Linked DNA regions of Homo sapiens: all the other regions are linked to region 1. Evidence: read pairs that join two places in POLR2A ChIA-PET (ENCODE). Cell type or tissue: OCI-LY7. All regions are shown on one strand. Region 1 holds the start of ZNF501 (zinc finger protein 501). Region 2 overlaps ZNF35 (zinc finger protein 35). Region 3 overlaps ZNF660-ZNF197 (ZNF660-ZNF197 readthrough).

Evidence for each region. ChIA-PET counts read pairs that join two places held together with the same protein. Peaks named below come from ENCODE experiments on the same cell type or tissue, not always from the same donor. Only the 100,000 strongest peaks of a DNase experiment are listed, where the experiment ranks them.
Region 2: POLR2A ChIA-PET joins it to region 1 with 5 read pairs; 2 of 35 experiments call an interaction of 5 or more read pairs at or near these places.
Region 3: POLR2A ChIA-PET joins it to region 1 with 5 read pairs; 2 of 35 experiments call an interaction of 5 or more read pairs at or near these places.

The regions. Positions count from the first base shown.
Region 1 is chr3:44,726,332-44,734,331 of GRCh38, forward strand. ZNF501 (zinc finger protein 501) reads left to right here and starts at 3,304. Exons shown (of 3, transcript NM_001258280.2): 1 at 3,304-3,684; 2 at 5,145-5,229; 3 at 7,866-8,000. It overlaps LOC105377056 (a long non-coding RNA gene), which reads right to left and starts at 3,195. Exons shown (of 3, transcript XR_940788.4): 1 at 2,461-3,195. RefSeq lists an enhancer at 3,115-3,184. In OCI-LY7, no CTCF peak of the experiment used is centred here; a DNase peak (open chromatin) is centred at 3,260; H3K4me3 peaks cover 1,401 bases.
Region 2 is chr3:44,660,274-44,668,273 of GRCh38, forward strand. ZNF35 (zinc finger protein 35) reads left to right here. Exons shown (of 4, transcript NM_003420.4): 4 at 1-518. ZKSCAN7-AS1 (ZKSCAN7 ZNF cluster antisense RNA 1) reads right to left here. Exons shown (of 3, transcript NR_157564.1): 2 at 989-1,113. Among named protein-coding and RNA genes, the nearest start is that of ZNF35, 16 kb to the left of the region's middle. In OCI-LY7, a CTCF peak has its summit at 1,080; no DNase peak of the experiment used is centred here.
Region 3 is chr3:44,599,374-44,607,373 of GRCh38, forward strand. The region is part of intron 2 of ZNF660-ZNF197 (ZNF660-ZNF197 readthrough); the gene reads left to right. It overlaps ZNF660 (zinc finger protein 660), which reads left to right. Exons shown (of 3, transcript NM_173658.4): 3 at 1-321. All of the region lies in intron 2 of ZKSCAN7-AS1 (ZKSCAN7 ZNF cluster antisense RNA 1), which reads right to left. Among named protein-coding and RNA genes, the nearest start is that of ZNF660-ZNF197, 18 kb to the left of the region's middle. In OCI-LY7, no CTCF peak of the experiment used is centred here; no DNase peak of the experiment used is centred here.

The sequences.
Region 1 (8,000 bases):
GCTTGAGCCCAGGTGTTGGGAGCTGCAGTGAGCTAGCATCATGCCACTGCACTCTAGCCTGCGTATCAGAGAGTGAGACCCTCTCTCTTAAAAAAAAAAAAAAAAAAAAAAAAAAAAAAAAAAAAAGTACCAAAGTGGAAGCACTTCCTGAGATTTTGGGCCCTGGGATGATAAAGAATTTGAGTGTCTTGCTTATTGTGCACTGAAATTTAATTCATGACTTTAGAAGGACACAGATGGAGCCACGTCAGATCCTCAGAACAAAAGAGAAAAGATGTTGGGGTTGCTCAAGACCACACAACCAGTGTCAGATGAGGTTTAAACTGCAGTGTCCTTGCATTTCATTTACTTTTCCCTGTATTGGTCATACCTCTATTCCATATGCCTCTTTATTTTTTATAGAACTGACTACTTTTTTTTGTTTCTGAGATGGTTTCGGTCTGTTGCCCAGGCTGGAGTGCAGTAGCGTGATCCTAGCTCACTGTAGCCTAGACCTCCCAGGCTCAAGCGATTCTCTCACCTCAGCCTCCCAAGCAGTTGGGACTACAGGCGTGAGCTACCATGCCTGGCTAATTTTTAAAAAGTATTCTCTGGCCGGGTGCGGTGGCTCACGCCTGTAATCCCAGCACTTTGGGAGGCCAAGGCAGGCGGATCACAAGGTCAGGAGTTTGAGACCAGCCTGACCAACATGGTGAAACCCCGTCTCTACTAAAAATATGAAAATTAGCCAGGCATGGTGGCGCGTGCCTGTAATCCCAGCTACTAAGGAGACTGAGGCAGGAGAATTGCTTGAACCCAGGAGGCAGAGGTTGCAGTGAGCCAAGATCATGCCACTGCACTCCAGCCTGGGTGACAGAGTGAGAGTCTGTCTCAAAAAAAAGTTTTTTAATATTATTTTTTGGTACAGACAGATTCTTGCTATGTTACCCAGGCTCATCTCTAACTCCTGCCCTCAGATGATCCTCCTAACTCGGACTCCCTTACAGGCCTGAGCCACTGCATCCAGCCTAGAATTGACCACTTAGTGCTCCAATCTTTTCCTTATCCTGAGGATGTGAGGAGCTCACTTGTATAAGATTGAGAAGCTTTTTGTTCTCAAAATCTCAGACTTTCCTGAGTGTGAGGGTGACAAGTAAGTTGATGATACCTTTTGACCCCTACTTTCTACATAAGGTAGAAACCTAATCTTGACGATATGTGGCATTAGTTTCATTTATCCAGTGGCCACATCAGGGCTAAGGTTATTTTAGTGTTTTGGAACGTTTTTGGTGTCCATCCCTACCATCCGTTTTCCACCTCATTGAAAGAAGCTCAGCCCAAACTGCTATTAAACTCCAGATTACGGTTTCTAGTAACCTCAGGTGCCTCCCTCCAGACTTAATGTCCTCCACACACTACACCCTGCTGATTTGGAGACTCTTTGAAGCCTAATGTTTGGGGAATGAATAATTAGACCTAGGGTCTCTGGCCTGTGAGATGTTAGGGCTGGAGGGAAGAACTTGCTATCTGATTCCAAAGAAGTGCTGAGAATGTGACACCTGGAGAGGGAAACTTAACATTATTGTTACATGGCATGTCAACTGACAATTTTACAAAGGGTCACTTTTTAGCCAAAGATAGCGATGGCCTCAGTCTGTGGCACCAGCATTCCTGATTTGTGTCCAAAAGGGACTCCATTTTGGGAAAACAGCCAATCTGAAGATTGGAATGGATATTTTTTTTTTTTTTTAAGATGGAGTCTGGCTCTGTCACCCAGGCTGGAGTGCAGTGGCATGATCTCGGCTCACTGCAAGTCCGCCTCCCAGGTTCAAGTGATTCTCCTGCCTCACCCTCCTGAGTAGCTGGGATTACAGGGGCACACCACCACGCCCGGCTAATTTTTGTATCTTTAGTAGAGACGGGGTTTCGCCATGTTGGTCAGGCTGGTCTCAAACTCCTGACCTCGTGATCCGCCCCCCATGGCCTCCCAAAGTGCTGGGATTACAGGTGTGAGCCACCATGCCTGGCCTGGAATGGATAATTTCTCTGCTGCATCTCATTAATTTATACAGCAAGTGTTCACTTCTATATGCTGCACACTAGGGATATGATGGTGTGCACACAGCCCTATTGTCCTGAGATTGCAGATCAGTAGGAATGCTTGGAAGTGAATAAGGTACTCTCCACTCATGCCTTTATCTCTGGACTTTACCTGTCAAGATGAGCCCATGTGTGCAAATATTTCCTGAGTTAGAGCCAGCAAGATCTGAAGTTTTGTAGAAAGGGATGGGTGTGCTACCTTGAGGCCCTGAAAGGTCAGTGAAGTCAGGGCAGAACAATAGGTACTGGAGCTGGGATTTGAGACACAGACAATAGTCCTAACATTTACTGAAGATTTAAAAAATACTAGATGTTCTTAGTAATTCACACGTATTAACCTCACTTAATCCTCACAACAACCCTGTGGTACCATTATTATACCTGGTAAGTGAGGAAGCAGGCACAGAGAGGTAAAGTTGCAAAGTTCATACACTGAGAATCAGGGATTTGAGCCCAAAGCAGTGTTTGATTTGTTTTGTTTTGTTTTTGAGACAGAGTCTCACTCTATCACCCAAGCTGGAGTGCAGTGGCTCAGTCTCTGCTCACTGCAACCTCCCCCTCCCAGGTTCAAGTGATTCTCGCGCCTCAGCCTCCGGAGTAGCTGGAATTACAGGCGCCCACCAGCACACCCGGCTGATTTTTGTATTTTTAGTAGAGACAGGGTTTCTCCATGTTGGGCAGGCTGGTCTTGAACTCCTGACCTCAGGTGATCCGCCCGCCTCGGCCTCCCAAAGTGCTGGGATTACAGGAGTGAGCCACCGCGCCTGGCCTGCAGAACTTTTTCTTTTGGCCACCTGAACAAAGATCCTGGGTCAGTAAGGTGTCAGGGGTTTCTGTGAAGAGGTCAGTTTTCTTCCAGATGAGGATGTGTGTGAGGAAGGTGGAAGCCAGTTTTGTGAAAAGCCTTGAGAATCCCCAAAGGACAGTAACATAGGAAGCTAAATGTGGCGGACTTGCAGGATGAACTGATGCACAGTAAGAGCTCCTTGTGGTCGACCCTTCTGACTTCCATCCCGTTTCCCTGTGCTGGAAGACGCACGCCAGGTGGGGTCGCAGGTTGTTTCTGGTGCCGGCTTAACCGGCGCAGCACCGAAACCCGTAGCTGCGTGCGGGAAGGAACCACCGAGCGGAAGCCGCTCCCACCTTCCTAGAGAGGAGACGGTAGTGGTTATTAGCCGAGGCGCGGACTGCTGACGTCACGCCGGCTGGGCGCGTCCGGGACTTACTCCTTTCCGCAGGGCAGCACCCAGGGACCTGAGTGTTGCAAGGTGCGAGAGGGGAGCGCCGCGGGGAGCGCCGCGGGAAGCGCATGGTGAGCGGTTTCTGCTGTGCCCGGCTGCCGCGGGTCGATTCCAGCTCCTCCCTCGGGAAGCAGGGCGTTTTTCTTCCTGGAGGGCCTGTGGAGCGGAGGCCCGAGGCCTAGGGCAAACTTGCCATGAAGAAAGGAGAGGCTGTTCGAGAGCCCTAGGCTGGGAGTCGGAGGACCTGGGTTCGATTTATACATACTTAAGCATGTCAGTGAACTTCTGGGCACTTTAGTTTTCTGATTTCCAGAAGTAAATACTGTTTCCTGCCTTGCCGTTTCCCAAAGTTGTGCGGGTTGAAGTAAGTATATGCAAGAATTAGTGCCTTCCCTTCATTATTTATTCTTCTCTAACAACAACAAAATAGGTACCGTATGAAGACATGTAGACTCAATACTTTAACAGCAGGCACTATTTATTGAATGCTTACCAGCTGGCATTCTTCTAAGTAGTTGCCATGTAGTAACCCACTTATTCATTACGACAACCCTATAAAGTAGTTACTGGTATCGTCTCCATTTAACAGTTGAAAAAACTGGAGCAAAAAAAGGTTAGGTAACTTGTTCAAAAGTCCTAGTCCTGGAGCCCATGCCATACTTGTAAGTTTGCTGGTGGAAGACAGAATGTAATCAGACTAGAAAGTCCTACAGTAGAAACTTGTAAAATTCTTTGAGAATGTAGACGAGGAAGGGCCTTGGAAAAGTCAAAATTTTCCCACAAGGAAGAGGTGTGAAGTTTCACATTTGAGCTAAATATTAAAGGTTGACTGCAAGCTTGAAAATAATTGCTGGCTTATTTGACCAAATGAGGAAATAAAAGAGACGTTTGAAAATAATTAAACAGTTTGTTCAGTGTCAGTTAAGAGATGCTAGTGGATTGGGATGTATTAGACAGGAAACCAGGTTCCTGCCTTTGAATACAGTGTTCTTTGCATTAGGAGGGTTCTTGAAACCTTTCCCTTATGAAGAGTCCTTAACATCTTACAGCAGATACTCCTTACACAAAGGCAATCCTCTTGTTATTTTCGAGAAATTCCCCCAATTCTAATTGTAGGAGGATAACTGACAGGAAGTTTCCCTGCTGTTGATTCAGCCCGTTCTTAACAAGACCCATTCACCTCACGGCTAGCTCATTTAGTACTTTTCAAATAAATGAATAAACAGATTCAATCAAAGATGGACTGGAAGGGCTTGATTTGAGGTTTTTGCTCTTTTCCCATCTGTATATAGAATCAAAGCTTTGTAGAATGTTGATATTACAAGAAGCTTTAAATATTATCTAGCTTTTCAATTTCATTTAACAAATAAGAAATGGATGAGACTGAGTGACCTGTGTTAGGTCATTGAACAAATTGGTGGCAGAGCTGAGACTAGAATCCACACCTCTTGACTGAGTCCATTACTGGTCCTACTGCCCTCTATTGTAGCCCTGCAGCATTTGACTTTTGAAATCAATGGCTTTTCCAGTAGACTTAGGGGAGCCATTGGGCTCCAACCTGATGTCGTATAAAGAAATTTTTACGCCCAGATGCTTAGTCCTAGGAAGGACCTGCCCTCTTTGTACATTGTCACATCTCTCTGAAGTCTGCCAACTCACTAATTTTTGTCACTGGAGATACTCCTCTAGGATAATAACGATATTCTTTCATTTGAACTTAAAATGGTCATTTGGTTAGAGATGGGATGTTCTTGAGTTACCCTGAATCTAGAAGGTGTAGGAAGTAGGCTGGCAATTTATGAGTGGCTCTTTTTCCTCCCTCAGTGCCTCAAATTCCTGCCTTTCCTCAAGAGAAGAGCCCCCAGGAGAAAAGCCAGTATTGCTTGTGCTCCTAACAACCTGTCTCTTGGTAAGTTAACTCTAACTAGAGAGCCCAGGATGGTGGTGGTTGTGAGACTACCATCAGAAGTGATGGCAGACCTATGGTGGGACCCACCAATGTCCACTAAATGTGGACCCAGCAGAAAATGCAGGACCACACAGAAATGGATACCATTTTACTCAAATCAGTGAGGGTGGCCCACTGTGAAAACGGCTATGGAATAATTGGTTATGGGACAGGTCCTAGAGTGCACTAAGTTCTTATCAGAGTACCTGAACTGAAGACTCTACAGTCATCTGGTAGCACATCTTTAAACCACTTATTGAACTGCTCAGTATGATGCCTTAATGGTGTAGTGGTTGGATCAAGGAATATGGGTAGTAAATTATTGGAAAACCCATTGCAAATGTGATTAGGTATTTCCTCAGAGAATATGGAATGGGCTTCTGGCCATGTTTAGAACAAGAGCTTAAGTTATTGCAGCTGACATTGTCACTGGCAATCAAAAGGCAACATGGAGCCTGGGTGTCTGTCAAACTCAGTAAAATAATTCTGGGTAAATTGTATTCTTAGGTTATGGGAACTCTGTGAAGAGAATATGACTGTGTCCTGAAGAATTTGGATTAGTTTAATATGTATGCATAATATATGTACACTTATGTACGTATTTATGTTTATATGCATCAAGAGATACCTAGAAGAAGGTCCATTAAAATACTATTATTTTCTGTGGCTGGGTTTCAAGTGATTTCCTCTTCGGAGTAGCTGACCATTTAATAGAATGAGCATGCATTCTTTGTATGATAAGAAAAAAACCTTTTTATTTTGGAAAAATGAGAGTAAAGGAATTAAAAATGTGCTTAGAGTTTTGGTTTTACATCTGGTTGCTTAAACCAACTGGAGTTTGTTTTTGTATATAGCATATCCATGTTGTAAGTTAATACATCAGATAAAGATAGGTTTAGGTAAGATAGTCCACATATTTAACAAACAGTATGGTACAGGCATTGCCCAAGCAGGTAGTCGTGAACAATTTGTACAGATATAGCAGTGTGTATCATTTGACTCTCAGCCCCAATAGATCCATATGTACCAACATGAAGTGATCTCTAAGACACATTTTTTAGTGGGAAATAAAAGCAAATTGCAGAGCAGAACCTGTAGAACAATTTCATTTATTTAAAGAGAATCAAGTGATATATGTGTATAGAAAAATGTGAAGAAAAAAGGAATGAAGGAAGATACTTCAAACTTGATAATCTCTGGGGAAAGGAATAGGTTTATTTTGTTAACAAAAATTTTCTTTTAGAGAAGGGGTCTTGCTCTGTATACTAGGCTGGAGTGCAGTGGCATGATCATGGCATACTCCAGCCTCAACATCCTGGGCTCAAGTGATTTTCCCACCTCAGCCTACTGAGTAGCTGGGACTACAGGTGCACATGACCACACCCAGCTAATTTTTTATTTTTTGTAGAGACAGCATCTCACTATGTTGCCTAGGCTGCTCTTAAAACTCCTGGCCTCAAGTGATCCTCCTGCCTCAGCCTCTCAAAGTGTTGAGATTATAGGTGCGAGCCACCATGCCTGGCCTATCTTATATACTTCCATATTATCTAAATATTTTAAAGTGAGGATATATAGTTGTGTAATTTACATGATTAGAAAACAGACAAAAATGGGCCTCAGAGAAGAAGCATGTGTTAGTGTCTCCAGCACCAACTAGGGAAGAGATTGCTCTGACGTGCAGCACCTGAATATTCATTCTTTAATTCTGTGTGGCTTATTTAGGGCACCAGGGTTTCAAAATTTGATAATCATTTAGTTATGATCAATTAAATATTTTGTTCTTTCTCCAGTTCTTTGTTTCCCAAAGAGTGCTCTAATGACAGTGATTTGGTTCACATACTGTTTTTCTAAAGTCCAGAGAATATGTTAACCAGCTCTATATTAAGCACAGAAGTTTTTCATTGTAAATAAATGAAGTGACTTTATTTTCTCTCTCATTCCCCTTATAAATCTGATTAGTATATTTCAGATTTCTTTGGCTACAAAGGTGAGGGCCAGCACCTGGACCATGATGCTGTAGTCAAGTTACTGTCCAATTAAACCTTCTTCTTTAAGGACCACTTCTCTAATTTTCCTGAAACAAAACAGTGATATCTTACTTTCTTTCAGTAAGCAGGACTCTAGTTTTCAAACCTATAGGTTTCCAGTTGGGCCTAGGGAGAGAATTATAGATGGTGAATGTTTTGGAGAGAAAGAGAGATCCAATGAGGCACCTGTAAAGGTGACTGAATGAAGAAGGATTGGTGAGATAGGCCTAGTGAAAGTTACAGCCTGGATCACATTTGAAGTTTTAGAAAGGAAACTCTTTGACTATCACTAGCCTGCCATGATTATAGGTAACCTAAAGAAATAGAGTTATTATTCCTCTGTTTTTTGAGCAGTAGAGACTAAGTGGACAGTAAGTTTCCGTAACACTTATATGCCCAAGTCTAGGATACTTATTCCTTTCATATTTTCCAGTTATTTATCACTGTGGGTGCAAATCTGGATGATCCCAAATTACCTGGGTTAGTTTTTAGTATTTGATTGTTTCAGAATCAATTGTGATATGGAATTTTATAGAATTCCTAATACCTGTCACTACTTAATCTCTTCAGAGAGGCTGATCATCAGGGGTTCACTTTCAGAGAAGTTGAGAATGCAGGCTGAACAAGGAAGAGGAAGGGGAATCCTGCAGGGATGAATGAGAGGACAGCAATGCATGTGTGATGTGTGTGAGCACACACACACAG
Region 2 (8,000 bases), 66 kb before region 1:
TTTGTTTTTTAAAACTCTGATGATTGCTTGAGCAACAGGCAGGTTATCTGCCTGGTTGAATTCTGGTTGAACCGTGTATTCTAATATTTCTGGTTAAGTGGTGACTGGGTAAGGAAACCACTTGGGGTAGCAGTTCAACAATTCACTTACGAATGTTTATAAGCTTTCCATTTCCTAGGTAATTTTTTAAAAGCCAGTCAAAACAAAAACTTTACTGAAAATGGACAGAAATAGGAAATGGACTTTTTCCTTACTGTCTATACCTCCTGAACCTTGGTATTGTAAAGATCTGGGGACCTCTGGGTCTGTTCTGACCATTCCCTAGTCTCCATGGCCAAGCACTCAAGGATTGATGGACACCACACACCAGCTATATTCATTTGCCAAGATCAACAGCTCCTTCTCCAAACAACTCAAGCCCCCAATTCCCATCGCATTCCATTTGGGTGAGATGCAACTAACAGCCCCTTCCTGGATGAAGGAGTCAAAGAATAAAGCTTGCCTAGAGGCATGCCCCAGTTGTCTCTGCTGTCATTCTGCTCAAGTCCAGCCAGGGGTCTCAGTTTGGGTTTCATTCTCACATTCTGGATGGTGTTTAGAAGAAATAGTGGAGCTCTTCTCATTCTGAGAAGACCAAAGAGGGAAAGTGATGGGAGAGGGGAGGTGGAAATAAGATTCCTAAGGTCTTAATTTGATTTTTTGAGAAATTCAGAGGTATTGGAATATGAAAAACTTTTAGAAGGATGAAGAAACTGGCCAAGGTAAGATATCTTTGTTACCATTCAGCCTTTACTCCTGGAAAAATGATTTATAAAACTATGCAATAGGTAGAGTTATGTAATAATATTGCCTTGTATTTATATAGAACTTTTATTCTTTGTTGTGTACCCTTATGTATTGATCATGATACCTGGCACGTATCTCACGCTTTCACATAGATCACCTACCTCAGTCCTTACAACACTGAAACAGGTGGTTGCCCATTTACCTGAGAATGGTCATTTAGTGCAAGGCCAAGTAACAAGTGACAGCTTATATCCAAGTCCAGGTCCTGAATCTAGATTCTCTGTTCTGCCATGCCACTTGCCAAACACCTGTAATCCCCATGCAGACCTGTAGGGGAGACAAAGAAAGGGGTGTGTAGTCCCATTTTTCAGGTGAGGAAGCTGATGTGACAGATGTTTGGAGTGTGCCTTAGGCACTGTGACCAGAAATCAGCAAACCTAAGACTAGAATTTGGGTCTCCTGATTTCTGGCTCTGTCCCTCCATGCTGTTCCAATGCCTCAGGGCATGCAAGAGCATTTATCATAAATGCTGAGCCTGATGCAGCTCTCATGCAGAAGTCCCATGCATTTATTATCACATTTCTGCAAGACTAAATATTAATCACATAGTGTTTTCTAGTTTACAGAGCACTTCTTTTGTGTGTTAGTTTTGTTTTGTTTTTGAGATGGAGTCTTAGGCTGGAGTGCAGTGGCACAATCTTGGCTCACTGCAACCTCTGCCTCCCAGGTTCAAGTAATTCTCTTACCTCAGTCTCCCGAGTAGCTGGGACTACAGGTGCATGCCACCACGCCTGGCCAATTTTTTTTTTTTTTTTTTTTTGAGACAGAGCCTTGCTGTGTTGCCCAGGCTGGAGTGCAGTGGCACGATCTTGGCTCACTGCAACCTCCGCCTCCCGGGTTCAAGTGATTCTCCTGCCTCGACCTCCTGAGTAGCTGAAATTACAGGTGCACGCCACCACCCCCAGCTGATTTTTGTATTTTTAGTAGCAGTGGGGTTGGTCAGGCTGCTCTTGAACTCCTGACCTCGTGATCCACCTGCCTTGGCCTCCCAAAGTGCTGGGATTACAGGAGTAAGCCACTGCGCCCAGCCTTTTTTGTATTTTTAGTAGAGACGAGGTTGCACTATGTTGGCCAGGCTGGTCTCAAACTCCTGACCTCAGGTGATCCACCTGCCTCGGCTTCCCAGAGTGTCAGGAATACAGGCACGAGCCACCATGCCTGGCCTACAGTGCACTTTCACATACAGAAGGCATACACAAGAAAGCTTATTAATTTCCTTTTTCCTCCCTCCTCTAGTTTTTTTTCCAAAACATATGCAACTTACTTTCCCAGTTTCACTCTAAATCATAGAGACACAAATACAAGAAATCAAAAGGATTCAAAAGTAGGATCAAATACTCATGCCCTCACCAATCCTAACAGTGACTGTTCCAGTCTCCCTGATGGAATGGAGAGACCCAAATAAACCACCCCCTGTCTCTGCTGAGAGTAGGAACAAGTTAGTTTTTTCCCCCTGCCTTATCAGGAAGCTGAGAATATCAGGAGAGCAGGTCTGAAGATTTGAGAAAACTCTGTGACCTTGACCCACCAAGAGACAGAAACTACTTTGCTTAAAGAATACCTGCTGGGATTTATGACCATTAAGACAGTTAAACCATTCTACCATCACATATGTTTATCCTCATAATATTCAGTTATGGATGATTGTGATTTTCACTCATAGGTAGTTCAGAAAAGCTACGCAGGGGATTATGATGCAAAACTAGGTTTGAGATTCACTGACCCAACCTTGCAGTAAAGCAGTGGTTTTAAACCTTGGCTTCATGTTAGAATCACATTGGGCACTTTTTTAAAATTTCCATTTCTAGACCTCTGTATTTTTTAAAACTCTGGAGGGGATTACAATGACAAGCAAAGGTTATGAGCCACTGTAGCAAAAAGTAAAGGCTGCAGGCCAAGAATGTGTGTGATCAAAGGTGGAGGGGGTGGGGGTGCTCCAGTATAAGGATCTGTACGTGCAAAGCATTCTATGTATTTTTAGCAGAACAGGAGACTTACTTTACACTAGCTGAACTAGGTGTCCATCAGTGCCTCTGCCAACCATTGGATGTTAGAGGATTCTGCCACCTAGCTTATTTTATTTGTATTTAAGTGAATATACCAAACATTTATATGAGCAAACCAAGTTTTACATAACATGCTTTTGGTATGTATTATGACTTTTTACATTTCTACTTGGATTTCCTCTTCAGATCTCAGTTTCCACAAATCTGCATCCAGGTTCAGGGCCTCTGATTCTGCACAAATCATATGAGCCAAGTGGATTGATTACTAGACAGATCAGATCCTTCCCCAGCTAATAACTCTGCCTTCTGATTCCAGTCCTCAAAATAAATTGCAGCCTGCCATTTTCTTTATGTTTTATAAGGGAGGAGTGACCACCTTTTGTCAGTTTGCTTAGTTTCCTATTCTTTGGGCTCATCTCCCATCTTTTTTGGGTAGTCTTGCTAGGAGTGGTTGGGAACTCTGAAGCCCCATTTTCCCAAGTTGCTGAGAGCTATCAGACTTTTAGCTGTCAGGCTAAGAGCTCTGTTGCAGGCCTAGTGATTGGCATTAAGAGTAGGGCCAGGAAATCTGTCCTCATCCTCAAATGAGACCAACAGATATGTATTAAGTGGAGCACAGTGATGCAAAACTGATGGCGAAATCACGTACAGTACTCTGGGAGCACAGGAGAAAGACTTCAATCCCTAACACGAAGTTACACACTCAAACACAGCCATAAATTCCACCAGGCTTAGGAAGAGGTGTCTTTGGACAAAGCTAATTGTTCACCTGCTCTGTATCCCCTCCCTGTCTCAGGTAGTTGTCCCTCTCCCACGTCTGTCACCTCTCCACTTGCTCATCCATTGTAGGCACTGCAACCTTTCTGGGGTTGCAGCCCCTTTGGGAATCCTGGGAAGATTATGGATCCTCTTCCCCTAAGAAGTGTACGTTGCAGATTAAATCTTGTGCTTACTTGGAGGTTATGCAGGCTTCCTGAAGACAATACATACATTTAGAGCCTAAAGTTGAATCTGGGGTGTATTACATAATCACCAGTGACTTTTTTTTTTTTAAATGAGGTTAGGTTACAGAATCACTAAGAATGTTGCCCAGACATTCTTTAAACCTTTAAAATTTGTTTTTCTCTTAGATTCCTTCCCTTATCAAATGACATTATCCCCACCACCTGGGGCACGCAGATTGAATGTCCAGAAGCTATTTCTGCCTTCCTAAGCATCATTCATTACAAAAACATTTTGTGTTCCCTTGTGGTGAACGTCATGCTAGATTCTGGACTGCCAAAGCAAACCTGGTCCACTATCCCTGTTGTCATGTCTGTTATGGGAAAAATATCAGGATCCCTAACATGATTTACTGAGCTCTTCATAATCTCTTTCCAGCCTCATCTCTTCACTCTCAGGCACCTTTTACTGCAGCCTAGAGGCACGTGCTTGCTCTTCTCTGTGCCTTTGCTCACACTTTTCTCAGTGCCTATAATACCTCATCACTACTTCCCACTCAGTCCCCTTCTACTTTTGCAAGCTTAGTTTCTTTTTATATTTGGTTCAAGTTCCATCTCTGGGAAACCCCTGACTGCGTTATGGTTAAAGGCATATTCAGAAGTATATTTATTAATACGCATATACAAGTGCATGATATGCTATGTGTCCAGAGATTTACCTTTTTGCTTTAAAGTGAAAAAGTCTGGATTAAAAATTGTGTATATAATACAGTTCTCATATACTGTTGCTTTTATATATACTATATACTATTTAAAAGTATATAGATAAATTACCTGAAGGAAAAAAGAAAATATTATAAGTGGTTAAATGACTTACAGCCATACTGACGGTTAATTCCAGGCTTACATTCAAACCCATATACTCTGGATAATAGGATTATGGTTTACTAAGAGGGGTTTTGTTTGTTTGTTTTAGCAATTTCTATATTTCTATAAGGAGCAAGAATTTTATAAAAATAATTATTATATTTACATATCTAGTTTATTATATTAACTATAAACCATATCTCAATTCTCCATTTTGTGGTATGTTGGAGGGACCCTTCCCTTCCTTTCCCTTTCCCTTTTCCACGTCGTTGGCTCTTACATTGTCAAGTCTGATAATTCTTAAATTCTATTCTGTAACCAGTTAGGATTTTATGTTTGGTTATTGATTGATTTCAAAAGCTGAAAATAAACAGCATGAACATTATTACAACCATCTGAATATTGTTGATTGCAGATCTTAGCTTACTGTGTTTATATTTCCTTTTGGGATCAGCTTTTTGTTTTTACGGAAGTTTCTAGTTGCCTTTCTTTTTACCTTGTACTGGTTGCTTTCCACACACTCACAGTCATTTTCAAATTCTCCATTCAATTAAATACTCTGTTGAATTCACTTCTTTTCTCTCTGTATATTCTGCTTTCAGCCTCCTGCTCTAGTCTGTTTTTGATGACCTTTCTGCCTATATTCTGTTGTTACACTGGACTCAACTGTTTCTGAATTCTGTGTCTTCCTTTTTCTTTATTTACTTCATCATTTTATTATAGTACATGTCAAGTCTCCTGTCAGGAAAGAGTACATGGAAGGCAGAGTTGTTGAGTGTCTGTGTCTTTCTCTGACCTCTCACTTGATGGTAGTTTGGCTGGCTCTGGAATTCTAGGTTGAAAAATTTCCCTAGAAGTTTGTAGCCACTGCTTCACTGACTTACAGCATCCACTGCTGCTAATGAGATGCCTGATTCCAATCTGATACTTATTTATTTGACAATCAGTAAATAGTATTTACATTACAGTGATCTGTTTTCCCACCCCTATGCCTGGAAGCTTTTAAAGTCTCTTCTTTATCTTTGATGTATTCAGTTCCCTAATGCTCAGTGGAATTTTTCAATCTACAGACTCAGGTACTCCTACTCTTGGAAATTTTCTCATTATTTATATGACTATTCCCCCTTTCCATGTTTTTTCTCTTTATAGAGTTCCTGTTCCTGCTAATCAAATGTTGGACCTTGTGGATTGATCCTTAGCTGCATTCATTATTTCCATTTCTTTGTATTGTGCCACTATGAGAAGAGTACCTTGATTATTTTCTAATGAATAATATTTTTAACAGTAATAATTTTAACAATAACTAGTTTAATTTCTGAGAGCCTTTTCTTAAAAGTATCTTCTGTCACATGAATTATCTCATTCCCTTCATGCCCCTGCCACTGGGTCCTTTTTTCCCTCTGTTTACCTTGTTTACTCTCATTAGACTTTCCTCAAATGTGATTCTTACACCCATATACGTGTGCGTGTGCACGTGAGTGTGTCTGTGAATTAAAAGCCTAATTGAGACCTCTGTGTGTAGGAGTGAGATTTGCCCACTGTTTCCCTGGAGAACCCTAAATGCCAGAATACAGAATATTTTGCCTTGGGCTCTTACATTTAATTAGCAAAAATCCTCTGATATTTTTGTCTGGGGTTTAGATGCTGTTAAGTGCTTTTCTAGAAGTGGAGGGAAGGAAGCCAAGTGTTATTACAGACTTCCATTTAATGCCCTTATTTTTAGATCCACTTCTGCCTCCCAGCCTTCATTGTACCTGGGGTTTCAAAATTCCAAGTCTCCGGGGTTGGGCAGGGTAGATCAGCTACCTCCTTCCATTGGATAGCCCTCAGCAAGAGTTCCAAGCTGTTACTCCCTCCACCCAGCTGTCTTAGTTACCACATCATTCATTTTCCATCTTCTAGAAATTTGTTCCTTTTATCTCATTGTTATAGTTTTTTTTTTTTTGAGATGGAGTTTTGCTCTTGTTGCCCAGGCTGGAGTGCAATGGGGCAATCTTGGCTCACTGCACCCTCCACCTCCCGGTTTCAAGCAGTTCTCCTGCCTCAGCCTCCTGAGTAGCTGGGATTACAGGCGCATGCCACCACTCCCAGCTAATTGTTTTTTGTATTTTTTAGTAGAGATGGGATTTCACCATGTTGGCCAGGCTGGTCTCCAACTCCTGACCTCAGGTGATCCGCCCACCTTGGCCTCCCAAAGCGCTGGGATTACAAGCGTGAGTCACCACGCCCAGCCTCATCGTTACACATTTTAACCATTTTTACTCATTGTTATTTTAGGGGAAGTTAAACCATTTTTAAAAGAATGTTGATATCCTTTGATACAGCAGTACCACTTTTAGAAAGCTGTCTTAAGAATGAATATTTGTACAATGATTTATATACTTGTCGATGTTACTCATTTCACAAAAAAGTGACTAACCTAAGTAACAATAGGGGAATGATTAAATAAGTTATAATACTATGGAATATTGTGCAACCACTAAAGGTCATAATTAAAAGAATAGTGATATGATAATAGCACACAGTAATATTAAATAAATGATGCAAAGTACAAAATAAAACACTGTACAGAGAGCTGAGTTTTCTGAGATGCACATGCATAGGAAAGAAAGAAATTGGGGGTTAACTGTGGTTAAATTTCCAGCAGTCTACATTTTCTACAATGAGCCTGTATTACTTTTATGATCAGGAGGGGAAGGTTAATAAAAGAGAAAGATCATGGCTTGTTCAGAGTGGTGAGACTTTCTTGTGAAGTGTGAAATGGGTAGTGGGGAATAATAGAATAAGGGTCTGGAGAAGTAAGGTCCCTATTTTTATCCATTGTTAGCATTTTATGGTTACCAAGAACCTAATACCAGGTGAAGGAGTTCAGCAGAAGAATATATATTTGTGACATTGTTCTGGCTGGACAGTGGAGGCTGAGCTGGTGAGGGGAGAAAGGAATCCTGAAGACCATATTGGCAGTTTTTTTCAGAGCCCAAGAGAGACAGTGGGATTCTGACCCAGCCACTAGAAGGGGGCCAGAGGAGAAGGAATAGATGTGATGTTTTGAAGATAAAATGAGCAGACCTTAAGGGACACGGAAGATCAAGCAGCAAATTCCCAAGCCAGAAGTCTGGGCCTCTACATCCTGGTGAGACCTACGACATGACAAATGAGGCCAGGCCCAGGTCCGAGAGGCACTGCTTTCCTTGCAGCTCTCTGGAGCTACCCTGTCTTCACAGTGGCTAATGCCTCTCTGATGTTGGGAAGGGCTGGAGACAAGGGAGGAGACAACCCAACTCATAGCAGGCTACCTGGCTATCGTAGGCTACCTTGACACTGACTAGGTTCCCTACTT
Region 3 (8,000 bases), 130 kb before region 1:
GCGTCCTGTGTTAGGTATTACTTGGAAGAAAATTGAAGTAAAAAACAGCTTTAAGTAACTGAGTAATTAGGATTAATTAGTAGCTGTTGAATCTAAATCCCTTAAGACTAAATTTCATTGCAGCTCTGTACCCTCAGCAGGACTTCCTTTCTTGATTGTTTTTTCCATTTAATATAAAATTTAAAAGATGCCCATATTGTCAGTTGTTTTTAGTCGCCAGACTGTCTTTAATAGCCTCTGATGTTATAAAACTGGAGTCATGAAATTGTTTTGCAGGAAGTAGTGATAATTCCTTCAATAAACGTCTGCTATTCTTATAAATATCACTTTTTTTTTCTTTTTGCTTACTTTCTTTGTTCAGAGTGGGAAAAAAATAGTTCAATCTGCTTTTCTTTAAGTAGCTATATTAGGGTTCTTTCTCCAGAGGGATGGAATGAATAGGATGTATGTATATATAAAAGAGATTTTACTAGGGAGAATTGGCTTAAGGCAAAGTCCCGCCATAGGCCATCTGCAAGCTGGCAAAAGAGAAGCTGGTAGTGTGGCTCAGTCCAAGTCTGAAAGCCTCAAAACCAAGGAAACTAAAGTGCAGCCTCAGTCTGAGGCCAGAGGCCCTAGAACCTCCAGGAGGCTGCTGGTGCAAGTCCCAGAGTCCAAAGACTGAAGAACTTAGAATGTCTAAGGGCAGGAAGAGAGGAAGCAAAGCACCTGGCATGGAAAGAGACAGGAGACCCAGCAAGCTTCTTATCCCCCTTCTTGCGGCTGCTTTCTTCTAGCTGTGCTGGCAGCTGATTAGATATGCCTACTGACATTGAGGGTGGGTCTTCCTCTCCCAGTCCACTGACTCAAATGTCATTCTCTTCTGTCATCACCCTCACAGACACTCACAGAAACAGTGCTTCCCCAGCCATCTAGGCATCTCTGAATCCAGTCAAGTTGACACCTAATATTAACCATCATAGTGGCTGTTTTTAGAATAAAGAAGTGATTCTGGCTGGTTTCTCATTCAAACACTACAAGAAGTTTGTAATTTTCACACTAGTAATACATAAGTAAGCACTCTCTAGCCATTAGAAATTTTCCTTCTGTTATTTCTTGAGAGGGCTATGTGCCATACCCTCTCTCTGGCCACACACGTGCTTCATACCCCTACTGCTGTGCAGACCTCAGATGGCTGTATAAAAACCAGCCATGTTCTCTGAAGTCCCTCTCTGCTCCAGAAGGTAGGTTTGAGAGGGTTAAAAAGAGATGGCAGACTCCTTTCTGTGCAGCATAGTTACAGGACCTGACTAGTTCCCATTCCTCTCTCTGATTATTTCAAATCCAGACGGCACAACTTGACTATATGGATTACAGACATACAAAAGCTGTGACCAATCTCTGAAACCAAGGCTAGTGGATTCCAAGTTTGGGATTCACAAGAGGTAATTTTACACCTACAGATAAATTTCCCAGGCCCACCAAATCAGCATATCTACAGTGGGGCCTTGGAATAAAACAAAACTTTGCAATGGGGATCAGATAAAATTTTCCTTTAGGAACCTTGAGGTTTTTTTCTTTTTTCCTTTTTCTTTTTTTTTGTAGAGAAGGAATCTCACTATGTTGGCTTGCCCAGGCTGATCTTGAGCTCCTGGCCTCAAGCAATCCTCCCACCTTGGTCTCCCAAAGTACTGAGATTACAGGTGTGAGCCACTGTGTCCAGCCCAGGAGCCTTGACTCTTTACATGACTGTTGACTGTTTTTATACTGATTATCCATTTTCCTTTGGAAGAACAGAAGACTCTTCCCACAGAAGATTTGTGACAAATTACAAAATTATTGAGACTTATACCAAAGCTTGTACAATCATATGACAAATCAGCAGTTAACTGAGTCAGAAAGAAAATGCTGTCACATTCGCAGTTAGTTTAACCACAGAATTTAGCATGTTTTTAAAAAGTAGAATAGGCCAGACGCGGTGGCTCACGCCTGTAATCCCAGCACTTTGGGAGGCCAACGCAGGCAGATCACTTGAGGTCAGGAGTTTGAGACCAGCCTGGCTAACATGGTGAAACCCCGTTTACTAAAAAAATACAAAAATTAGCCAGGCATGGTGGCGCACGCCTGTAATCCCGGCTACTTAGGAGCCTGAGGCAGGAGAATCGCTTGAACCCGAGAGGCAGAGGTTGCAGTGAGCAGATATTGCGCCACTGCACTCCAGCCTGGGTGATAGAGTGAGACTCCATCTCAAGAAAAAAAAAGAAAGAATAAAACAACATGACAAGCTGGGTATTCATAAAGCCCTTTGGCTACAAACACACAGAAATGCTGAATAAAATTTAAACGTCCTTTTAAAGTATTTTCAAGAAAGTGAAATAAATCCTTAGAGCCAAAAATGAAGATGAAATGGAAGTTAGAAAGGTAAGTGTGTGGATGCTGTCTTTGGTTGCCAAGAGGCAGTTTGGTGATTTGGTATCCAATGGACTTGAATTTTATCAGCCATGCAGAAGAGGATTTGAGTCCTTGGGCTTGCAAGAGGGGGAAAGTTGGCACAGGTCTCCACAAGAAGCCCAGATGCTTACAGGGCTACACCCTCAGTGAAAGTATGCATTAGAAAAAAGTCAGCCAGCAGCAATGGAAGACAGCAAGGAGGATTGTGGGATTTGTCCTGGGCTTAAAGTGGGTGAGGTAGATTAAAGCTGAGGATAGTTCCCAGAGAAGGCTGACATTTGAAGGCTTTTGGCCTGCCCCTCTAGTGAGGTGGTTGCGGGGAGAAAATCTGAAGAGGAATCCGGACAGTGTGGCACAATGCCCTCTGCACAGAACATGATGTAATTAAGATAGAAGTCAAAATTAAAATACATTTGGAAATTAATGCATTTCTAAAGAATTCCTGGGTTAAGAAGAAAACTTAATTTAAAAAAGGGAAAATACTTAGATATGAAGAAAACTGAAGGACAGTCTTCTATTTCTGGTCATAGAAGAGTTACAGGAACCAGAATTATACCCCTGCTTGAAATAATCTCAAATAAAATAGATGAAATAATAGCTTTTAAGACATTGGGCATCAACAACAAAATATGATGATCTCTGATAGATGGGAAACAAATGAGATGAGCCCTACAAATGTCCTAACTTATTGTCTTGAGAGAGTTACCAGACAGCTACACAGGGATGGGAGACCCAGGTGTAGCTGTGTGATGAAGTTCCTGAGTTGAAGACACAACTGAGAATCTAAGGAGACCAAGGCAGATAGAGTTCACAAGACAGAATTCTGGAGGAGAGGGACCTGCACAGAGAATTCTGGGGATCTTTGAAGGGTCCCCTAGGATACTCCACAGAGTACTGATTGGCGTATGAGGAAAACTTATCTGAGGCCAAAGAAAGAACCATCCCAAAGGATTAGAGGGAATGGTGTCAGGCATAGAAATATGGCCAGGAATAGTGACTGTTCTCACAAGCTGGACTGAAAACACTGCATTGCTTTGTGCATTAGGTAGAGTACTCAGAAGGGACTGTCTCAGTCGGGAAGAACAGTAAGCCACAGAATAAATGTGAAGAAAACTACTCTATAATTAAATTGCTCAAAACATTCAAAAATAAAATGACCAGAGGACAAAGACATTAGGTATGGAGAAGAAGACAGGGATCACAACAGATTTCTCACTGGACACAATGCAACCATGAAGAGAGTGGAGCGGCATGTTTAAAGTACTGAAAGAAAAAAATCTCAGCTACTCCAGCGGCTGAGGTGGGATGATCACTTGAATGCAGGAGCTCAAGGCTGCAGTGAGCCATGATCACACCACTGCACTCCAGCCTGGACAACAGAGTAAGCCAAACTAGAATTCCAGACCAGTGAAAATATAGTTCAAGAACAAAGGCAAAACATATTTGCAGACATTAAAAAGCTAAAATAATGGATCACTCACAGACCTGTACTATAAGAAATGTTAAAGTAAGTCTTTTAGGCAAAAGAAAAATGACACCTGATAGAAATATGAATTTTTCCCAACCTTGGCCTTATTGACATTTTGGACCAGATAATTTTTGTGGCAGGGGCTATCCTAGCATTCTAGGATGTTTAGCAGCATCAATGGCTTTTACCCCGTCATGACAATTAAAAATATCTCTCAATATTGCCCCCAAATGAGAACCACTGCTATATGCCACTGCTGTACAGGAAGTAGTATAATACCACTTGAAGGCAGACGAATAAGCTAAAGACATACACTATAAATCCTAAAGCAATCATTAAAAAACAAATAATTATAGCTGATCAAAAAAGTTATTGGCCAGGCACAGTGTCTCACGCCTGTAATCCCAGCACTTTGGGAGGCTGAGGCAGGCAAATCACTTGAGCTCAGGAGTTCGAGACCAGCCTGGGCAACATGGCAAAACCTCGTCTCTACAAAAAAACACTATATATATCTGGGCGTGGTGACACATGCCTGTAGTCCCAGCTACTCCGGAGGCTGAGGTGGGATGATCACTCGAGCCCGGGAAGTTGAGGCTGCAGTGAGCCATAATCATACCACTGCACTCCAGCCTGGGCAACAGAACAAAATTCTGTCTCAATATAATACAAAGAAGAAAGAAAGAAAAGAAAAAAATGTTATAGTCAGGTATAGTGGCTAACACCTATAATCCCAGCACTTTGGGAGGCCAAGGTAGGAAGATTGCTTGAGGTCAGGAGTTCAAGACTCACCTGGGTAACATAGTGAGACCCTGATTCTACAAAAAAAAAAAAAAGATAATTTAGCTAGACATGGGATGCATGCCTGTAGTCCTAGCTGCTTGGGAGGCTGGCATGAAAGGATCACTGAGCCCAGGAGTTCAAGGCTATAGTGAGCTATAACCACACCACTGCACTCCAACCTGGGTGATAGAGCAAGTCTCCATCTCAAAAAAAATTATGGAATGTTGTTAAAACATTAGCTGAGGGAAATTATAGCACTAAATATCTACATTAGAATATGGTATCATAGACTGTATGTACACACACACACACACGCACACACACACGCGTGCGCACACACACACACAAAAGAGTAGCCGGGTGTGGTGGTGCATGCCTACAGTCCCAGCTACTTGGGAGGCTGAGGTGGGAGAATTACTTTAGCCCAGGAGTTCAAATGCAGCCTGGGCAAAATAGTGAAACCCTATCTCAGTGTTAAAAAAAAATAAAGGAAAAGAGTAAAGTTTAAGAAACTAGAATAAAAAAAGCAAAGTAATGCCAATGTAAACAGAACAAAAGAAATAATAAAGATCAAAATGGGAACCTGTAAAATGGAAAACAAGAAGACAATAGAGAAAATCAAGCCAAAAGTGGTTTTTAGAAAATAAATAAATGCATAAGCTTCTAGTAGGACTGATCAGCAAAAAAAAGGAAAAGAGACACAAAGTATCGACATTGGGATTAAAAGAGGTGACATCACTATGGATTCTACACCAATTAAAGGATAATGGGGGAATGTTATAAACAACTTTATGCCAATAACTTTGATAATTTAGATCAAATGGCCAGTTCCCTGACAGACACAAACTACCAATACTCACTTTAGAAAAAAAATAGATAGCGCTGAATAGTGCTATAACTATAAAAAATAAAACACTTCCCCCACAGACATAGAAATCTAGGCCCAAGATCACATCAAGTTAAAAAGCTTCTGCATAGCAAAGAAAACCAGCAACAAAGTGAAGGAACAACCCACAGATTGGGAGAAAATATTTGCAAATTACCCATCTGACAAGGGATTAATCACCAGAATATATAACAAGCTCAAACAACTCTATAGAAAACAAATCTGATAATTCGATTTTAAAAATAAGCAAAAGATTTGAGTAGACATTTCTCAAAAGAAGAAATACAAATGGCAAAAAGGCATATGAAAAGGTGCCCAACATAATTGATCATCAGAGAAATGCAAATCAAAACTACAATAACATATCATCTCAGTCCAGTTAAAATGGCCTTTTTCCAAAAGACAGGTGATAACAAATGTTGGTGAGGATGTGGAGAAAAGGGAACCCTTATACACTGTTGGTGGGAATGTGAATTAGTACAACCACTATGGAGAACAGTTTAGAGGTTCTGACGAAAACTAAAAATAAAGCTACCATATGATCTAGCAATCCCACTCTTGGGCATATGCCCAAAACAAGGGAAATTGGTACTTTGAAGAGATATCTGTACTACTGTGTTTGTTGCAGCAGTGTTCACAAAGCCAAGATTTGGAAGCAACCTAAGTGTCCATCAGCAGATGAATGGATAAAGAATATGTGGTACTTATACCCAATGGAATATTATTCAGCTATAAAAAAGAATGAGATCCTTTATTTGCAACAACATGGATGGAACCAGAGGTCATTATGTTAAGTGAAATAAGCCAGGCAAAGAAAGACAAACATCTTATGTTCTTATTCGTGGGATCCAAAAATCAAAGCAATTGAACTCATGGGGATAGAGAGTAAAAGAATGGTTACCAGAAGCTGGGGAGGGTAGTGGGGGGTGGGGGTAGTGGGGATGGTTAATGGGTATTTAAAAAATAGAAAGAATGAATAACACCTAGTATTTGATAACAGGGTGACTAAAGTCAATAATAATTTAATTGCTTTTTTTTTTTTTTTTTTTTTGACGGAGTCTCGCTCTGTCGCCCAGGCTGGAGTGCAGTGGCGCCATCTCAGCTCACCGCAAGCTCCACCTCCCGGGTTCATGCCATTCTCCTGCCTCAGCCTCCCGAGTAGCTGGGACTACAGGCGCCCGCCACCATGCCCGGCTAATTTTTTGTATTTTTTTTAGTAGAGACGGGGTTTCACCTGCCAGGATGGTCTCCATCTCCTGACTTCATGATCCGCCCGCCTCGGCCTCCCAAAGTGCTGGGATTACAGGCGTGAGCCACTGCGCCCAGCCTGCATATTTTAAAATGACTAGAAGAATGTAATTGGATTGTTTATAACACAAAGAATAAATACTTGAGGGGATGGATACCCCATTTTCCACAATGTGATTATTACACATTGCATGCTTGTATCAAAATATCTCCTGCACCTCATAAATATACACACTTACTATGTACCCACAAAAATTAAAAATTCAAAAAAATCTAGACCTAGGTGGCTTCACTGGTAAATTTTATCAGACGTTTAAGGAAGAAATAGTACTAACTTTATACAACAAGCTCCTGCAGAAAATTGAGTATGAGGAAATATTTTCCAACTCAGTCTGTGAGGCCAGCATTAACCAGATCCAATACAATAAAAGTGTTACAATAAAAGTACAGACCAATAGCCTTCACAGACTTAAATGCAAAAATCCTAATTCATTTAATTTTAGCAAATTAAAGCCAACAATATGAAATTTTAGTAAATCACTATCCAATAATTGGATAATACATCCAGACCAAAGGAATTTTTTCAAAAAATGCAATGTTGGCTTTGTATTTGAAAATTGATCAGTGTAATTCACCATATTAACAAGCTAAAAATGAAAAATCATGGTCACTATGATGGTATAGAATAAGCTTTTGACAAAATCTAACATCCATCATTGATTTTGAAATTTTAAACCCCTCAGCAAATTAGGGGTAAACGAGATCCTAAATCTGATTTAAAAGTATCTACAAAAATTTTATAGTTGGTATCACACTTAATGTTGAAAGACTGAGCTTTCCTCCTGAGATCAGGAACAAGATAAAGTGCTTTCACCACTTTGTCTACTCAACAGTGTACTGCAGGTTCTAGCCAGGGCAGTTAAAATAAGTAAATAAATAAATAAATGGCATACAGGTTGGAAAGAACAAAGTAAAATTGTCCTTCTTTGTAGACGACACAATTCGCTATGTATAAAATCCAATTAAATCTCTTTTAAAAGCTACTAGAACTAGTAAGTGAGTTGAGGAAGGTTGCAGGACACATAACTTTATAAAAATCAATTTGATTTTTATATACTAACAATGAACAATTTGAAATCAAAATTTAAATAATATCATTTATAATAGCATTAAAATATGAAATACAGT